2 separate regions of the Homo sapiens genome follow, and region 2 is linked to region 1. Evidence: chromatin contacts called from ENCODE Hi-C data. All regions are on one chromosome and are shown on one strand. Each heading gives the region's core, a stretch centred on a gene start or an enhancer-like site at or near the end of the contact. The rest is flanking DNA. Distances are from core to core; before and after follow the strand shown.

Region 1 (3,296 bases), core at 309-2,808:
TTTTCATGACTGAGCAATCACTGGATATTTTGAATTCTGCAAATTCTCTTGATGAGGGTTTGCTATATTCTTTTTTCCTCAGTATTGCACAGGTGAACATTTTGTTACTTCAAGATAGTTTTCCTTTGTACTTGGTATGGGCAGGAGCACTTATTTTCTCTATTTCAGCATCAGAGCCAAGGTTTTCTTGACTTTAGGCATTTGTGTACTAGATTCATGATTCTTGCCATTATGAATGCCATGTATACTATTTATCTAGGTGTTCTTTAAATTATCTCACTGCTAAAAGCTTAAATAAATGCATTTTAAGAGGAAATCGTATGTCACTACCACAAATGGAAACCTGACGTTATTCCTCATAAATAGAAATAACTGTAAAACAAACAAAATGAACAAAATGAAGAGAGAGCCTATCATTAAATTCTACTGCAATGAAAGCTCTGAGCCTGAGGCCTGCTCTTCGGATGAAAAAATGGAAATTTCCAAATGACAGTGGTATTAAGGACCTAATAGCAACAGAAATTTTCTCCTGTATGTAGTCTGAAGGTTGAACAAAATGGAAGAGGAATAACTTTCTCACGATGTGATTCACTCTTATTTAGCATTTCTCGGCCATCTTATGTAGCAACGAATGTTTGCATCTGACTTTGAGAAACACTACACTAAACCGTAAGCGTTGAACAGGGGATCAATAATTCACTGCATTTTGGGCAATCTTTAAGACGATGTCCACAGCTTCTTACAGCCACTGTGTCCTTATTTATCTTTCTCCCTTTACTTATCTCCCAAACTCCTTTCTTTTCTTTCCCTGGCCTTTCCATTTCTCCACCCAGTTGTTTCTCTTCTCATGATTTGTAAGTGCTCCTAGTATAATTTCTTAATCCCCATCTCCAATCCCCGTTTCATTCTTCTCTTAACGCCCTTTGCTTTCCACAGTCTCTACTTTTTTTTTTCTTACCTCTTTTTCTGGGGGGGAGGGGGGCGGGTCTCCCATCACTTCTTTCCTTTTTCTTTATTTCCCTTTCTTCTTTCTCAGTATCTTCCCTTCTCACCCTTCCATTCCCTTGCTTTCCCTGTCCCACCTCTTCCTTCTCTCTAAGGGTCTGATTTTTTTTCCTCTCCATCTCGGCCTCCCGCCCCCTCTTTGGAAACTTTCCTGGCTCCCCGGATTTCTCACTCCCCTGAGCATTCTTCATCCTCTGAATCTCTCTCTTCCCTTTCTCAACATCACCCCTCCTTATGTACCATCCCCGCGAAATCAATTCCCAAAACAGCTTCCAGTCATCTAGACATCTTCTTGCCCCTTTCCAAGGTCTCCCTCTCGCCCCTCCAGGAAGATCCTGGAGCCACCAGCCTCCGCCGCGGCCCCTGGACCGCCCGTGCCTGGGTGGGCCCCAGAAGCTGGGTGCGAAGGTCCTTGACGGTCGGCGTGCTTGGAACGGCGGGGCGTGGACGGAGACCCCAGATTTACCATCGCGGAGGCCGCGAAACTCTGGGCTCAGGCCGGCGGCACAGCCTCCCGGGATGTCAACAACGCTACCCGCCGTTGCTAGGAGACAAAAAAGGAAGTGGCCCCACGGAAGCGTCAGGGCTGCGCCTGCGCGCTCGCGAGTCGGCTTTTTCGCCCTGACCGCGCTCCTGATGCCTCCCGGCCGCCGTAGGCGAAGGTTCGCGGAAGAGGGGAGCAGGCGCTCACCTGAGGTTCGCCCAATCCTGGAGCAGTGGGTCCCGGGAGGGAAGAGGGAAGTGGGTCAGGCTCCCGGCCTGTGTTTGTCCATTCATTCATTCATTGAGGCACGAATTAATGTGATAACCACTTATTCGTTCAAAAACTGCTGATTCACCACCCACCAGGTGCCAGGGAGACGGACAAAATGCACCAAACAAAATGCACGAAACAGTACCGGAAGCAGTAATGTCCACGTGTGATACTTGCCCTGGAGCAAGTAAGGAGGGGACAGGACCATCTGACTTCGGGGTTGGGCTGCTCTAGGGGTTTGGTGATAGTCTTAGCTGCCTGTGACCGTCCATTAGTACTGCCCTGTTCAGGGCAGATACTGTTCGCTCGCCTCCCAGTAGTTTTTATATTGAAGAAAAATATATCAGAGCATCAAATAGTACAACCTTATGTACTTAAAAAAATTACTTTCTATCTGTCTACTCTAAGATCAGTAGAGTAAGCACAGTTGCACATTTTATGTTCTCACCTAGTTATAGCACCCTCTTCCTGTTCTCAACTCCATTGAAGAGTTGCTACTTGTCAGTATTTCTGTTAGTTGTCAGTATCCATTAGGATCTGTATTTTTGCCATTTTAAAAATCAACAGTTCTGAGTTACTAAAAAATTGCAAATGGTAGTTCCGGAGGTTCTATACGTTGCCATAGAAGAGCATTCCATTGGGTGTTTAAGGAACTGTTGGAGGAAACACGTTAAAGATCAGTTAGGAATGATCAGAAGTCACTTGACCTTTTGAGGGACATTGATAATATCCTTATAGCCTAGGAGGAAAAGAGCCACTATTGTACGACGAAGCACAGCAGGAAAATTTTATGGCTGGAGTCGTGTTATGACTTCCTGAGGTTAGAGGAGGACAAATATTGATTACAAAATACAAGCTGTAAGTTGGGAATGCATCTTCATAGGGATCATGCCATAACAACTTCCTGTAATACCGATTCTGTTTGTGCATCCATTTCCAGAAAGTAGTCTCACACTGAACAAGGCATACATCGTGCTAGGAATGTCAACTGGATTCTGAATGGTCCATGTTAGGGGTGCTCTGGGACAGTTTTGAACTCATTGGCAGGCTTGGACTCGATGATCCATTTCAACTCCACATCTGTCATTTTATTATATTAACTACAGAAATACTCTGAGAAACTGTAGTTCTGCTCTAATTTTTGTTGAGGTGTGGGTGATTCTGATCACTGTAGTTCTCTCCTTTTTTTCCCTCCAAGAAATCTGTATATCTCAGCCAGTTCACTATTACTAGCCAAAGAATCCCGCTTGACTCTCAACACCTGGTACTCCAACAAAGTTGCTTTGGAAAGGACTGCTATAGCTGTGGGGAAGGAGTCTGAGTCTGGTGTGTGCGTGTGCGTGTGCATTTGTGTGCTTGTGTGTGTATGCATGCATGTGTGTACAGATCTGGCTCTTACCTGATTGACTATAGCTACCATTTTGCAGTAATACAAATAATAGGTCTTTACAGAAATACTGGCTGAGTTGAATGAAGAGTGATTCTTGGGTTCTCTGGGTGTTTCTGATCAAGGAGATTCCACTTGATTGTGTAGCCG
Region 2 (3,093 bases), core at 229-2,728, 770 kb after region 1:
GAAAACACGGGACCTCTTCTTCAAATCGTATTAATAACTTCAAAACAGCAACAGCAGAGCAGTAAACCAAGTGTAAGACCTTCTAAGTACAGAATCTGTGCATTTGGGCTGGTCACACACCCACAAAGCAAGCTGGGGTTTGAGGATAACACATAGAGAGAGTCTGGATTCGATTTTTGCAATATACACCATTTCTTTAGGAAAGTTCAAACTTTCCCTCTGAAGGCTCTAATCTAAGTCTGCTGAATGAATTGACAAGAAATTAACAGGAGAAAAGCCATAACAAAGCTATTCAATCATAGTTTTATGTGACATGGGAGCCCTCAAAATGAAGACCGCAAGTCCCAGATAAAAATAGATACCCCGGGTATCTGTTTTTACCCGGGCTTAAGTTTGATGAAGCATGGATAGCCAGGTAGAAATAGGGTTAGACAAAGAAGAGTCTGATCTAATAGCAAGAGACTGAGGCAGAAAACCCAGCACGGCCTGTCTGTTCAAATTTTTCTTAGCTTCTCTATGTAGCACGTCTTCCTCTCCAGTATGGGGCAGGACCTACAACCCACAAGGTAGGTCAGAGAATTTCTTTATGGCCATTTCTGAAAAGTGCTTGCAGAGGTTCCTGGCATCATGAAACCAGAGTGTCTTGGGAATCAGACTGGCTTGGGTTTGAATCCTGTGTAACCATGTACTAACAGAATTTCTCTGACACTTCCACTCACCATTTTGAACTTCAATTTCCCATCTATTAAATGGAGACAGGGCAACCCACTCTCCGAATTACAATTAATTAGAGGATTAAATGCAATAAGGCATAGAAAGCAAACAAAATTCGAGGTCAAAGCCCGGTACATAATAAATGTTCCAAATTGCCCTTCATTTTGGGCACAGATCTTGCAGATCAGTTCAAACAAAAACACACTATATATTAAAAGTGAGGCTATTGTAATTGAAGACCAAGAGAGATTCGGAAACCTGACAAATCGTTTTCAACCTGTCCGTTCTTTTGCCTCTAATGAGACTTCTCCTTTGGGTGGGAAGAGATGACCTTCTGAAAAGGCCCTCCGTCCGCGTCAGAATTTGGCGACTAAAGCATGCATGAGCTGGGAATGGTGACAAGTTGCAAAGGGAAAGGGGGAGGGTAGGCAGGGTAAGAAAGAAAACTTAGGGCTGGGGTGTGAAGGGTCTCTTGGTTTGTTTTCCTGGCTGGGACAGCGAACTTCTCCGCAGCCAAGTTTCTGGAGCGGGGCCGGCCGCTTCGCGGCTCCCATTGGTCCGGCCGCGGCTGTTGCTAGGCGGATGGACCAATGGCGCGCGAAGGGCGTCTGGGCTCCTCCTCTTCTGGGCCGCGGCTGGAGCCCGGGAAGCGGCGGCGTCCGCGCTTCTCCCGGCGGCTCTTTCTCTTCTTCTTTTTTTTTTTTTTTTTTAAGGCGGGGCGGGGCTGGGGGCGCGGCGTCGCGGAGCTCGGGCCGGTGGAAGGTTTACCTGCTAGGCTCGTCCCACCTGTGTGGAGCTCCCATCGCCCTCCAGCGTTGCGCAGCCTGAAGGGACAGGACGGACAAGCGGGTATTTTTTCCCCCTCACGCAAATGTGTATTTTGTGTTTTAATAATTTTATCAACTCGGTGAACTCTCGCGAGAGCACTCGCTGCGTGTCTTGCCTCTGTCGTCCTTCCCAGTCTCTAACCGGCCCCTGGGCCACCTCTCACAATTGAGCCCCCAGCCCTTGAACACACGCACACACGCACACACGCTGAGCTACCGCCAATGCTTGAGCCCCCAGCCCTTACACACACCCATACACGTGCACAAACACACACACACGCTGAACCAACTTCAACACTTGAGCCCCCAGCCCCTAGAGAGAGACACACACACACACGCTGATGCGGGAGCATTTAGCACAGTTTCCTTGCTGAAAAAGCAGGACCTCGGTTTAGAAAATGGAAATTGCCCAGGAGGAAAAGAGAGCTGAGATATATGCAGCCCCAGGTACTTAGGGTTAGTAATAATATTGTTAATAATACTATCGTTTCTGAGGGGTTTCTACCAGATACTGTGTTGAGTAGTTGCCATGCTTAATCCTATTTAGAGCTTGGTGTGCCCATGGGTAAACAGAGGCACTGAGCAGGGGAGGCAGAAGCAGGACTGGAAACTGTCTGTGTAACTTTGGAGCTCTTGGTTCTATCCACTTACTGGTGTGGTTGCATGGCTGTACAACTGCCCATGTGGTTATGGCCCCCATCTGGGGATAGGTCTCAGTAGAACCTACATCGCCAGGGCTATGCCAGCCTTATGCAGTCCTATGCATAACTACCAATTCTCAGAATGAGCATGTTTATCACCCTTGGCCCATCCTGCCCCATCACTGTATTTAACACTTGCATCTTAGGTGGATCTTCCTCAATAATCCTGGAATGAGTAGAAAAGACCCATGTTCTGTGTGTTTGGGGAACATCTTATCTTCATCCTGCAACACACATCCACCTCGGCAGCTTCCCCTCAACTAATGTGGGAACCACAACTCAGAGAGGAAAGTGACTGGATCAAGGCTACTCTGATCAAAGCTGGTCACTTCCCACATCTGTGAGACAGCAGAGCCAGTTCTCTGCTTGGTGAAGCAATTCCGTAAAAGCATTTCTCTAACAAGTGACTGCAGACTTCACGTGAACTCAGCTGCATACTGGAAGTCACTGTGATTCTAATTTTATGAAGAATTATCAAGTTGAGCATATTTAAAACTGTGTGGGGCTTTTTTTCTTATACAGTTTCCTTTTTTCTTTTTTTCAAGGTGCCTCCTTCTAATTCATCTTCACCATTGTGGTTGTCAATATGGCATGCAGAATTATCCCTCTTTCCAGGTGAGGACGCGGAGACATGGAGACACATGTAGCCCAGACACATAACAACACAGTAGGCAGGCCCAGTCTTGGAGCACAGATTCTTCCTCCCCCTCCCCACACCTTAGCTAGCTTCTTTGCTCTCCCTGAGTGCCTATGGCTTACAAGTTATCCATTTACAACAAAAGGTTGTTTATTCAGAATGTAGGGACTGGGAATACAGAAGCCAAAAAAAAAAAAATGAAGTGAGAAATGAA

The links. A loop is a pair of places that touch in the nucleus more often than their neighbours do. Pooled maps may share reads with other maps.
Region 2: a loop to region 1 is called in a map of CD4-positive, alpha-beta T cell, with 5 times the contacts of the local background. The contact joins the promoter of MAFTRR here to the promoter of DYNLRB2 in region 1. A Hi-C loop is called at or near these places in 2 of 168 maps with a recorded cell type or tissue (CD4-positive, alpha-beta T cell and heart right ventricle) and 9 of 50 pooled maps.

What each region holds. Positions count from the first base shown.
Region 1 is chr16:80,539,255-80,542,550 of GRCh38, reverse strand. It overlaps DYNLRB2 (dynein light chain roadblock-type 2), which reads right to left and starts at 1,558. Exons shown (of 4, transcript NM_130897.3): 1 at 1,472-1,558. The coding sequence starts at 1,474. All of the region lies in intron 1 of DYNLRB2-AS1 (DYNLRB2 antisense RNA 1), which reads left to right. RefSeq lists an enhancer at 1,418-1,507.
Region 2 is chr16:79,768,917-79,772,009 of GRCh38, reverse strand. MAFTRR (MAF transcriptional regulator RNA) reads left to right here and starts at 1,478. Exons shown (of 6, transcript NR_104663.1): 1 at 1,478-1,563; 2 at 2,788-2,857. LINC01229 (long intergenic non-protein coding RNA 1229) reads right to left here and starts at 1,539. Exons shown (of 4, transcript NR_104660.1): 1 at 1,483-1,539. RefSeq lists silencers at 1,219-1,268, 1,193-1,391 and an enhancer at 1,389-1,438.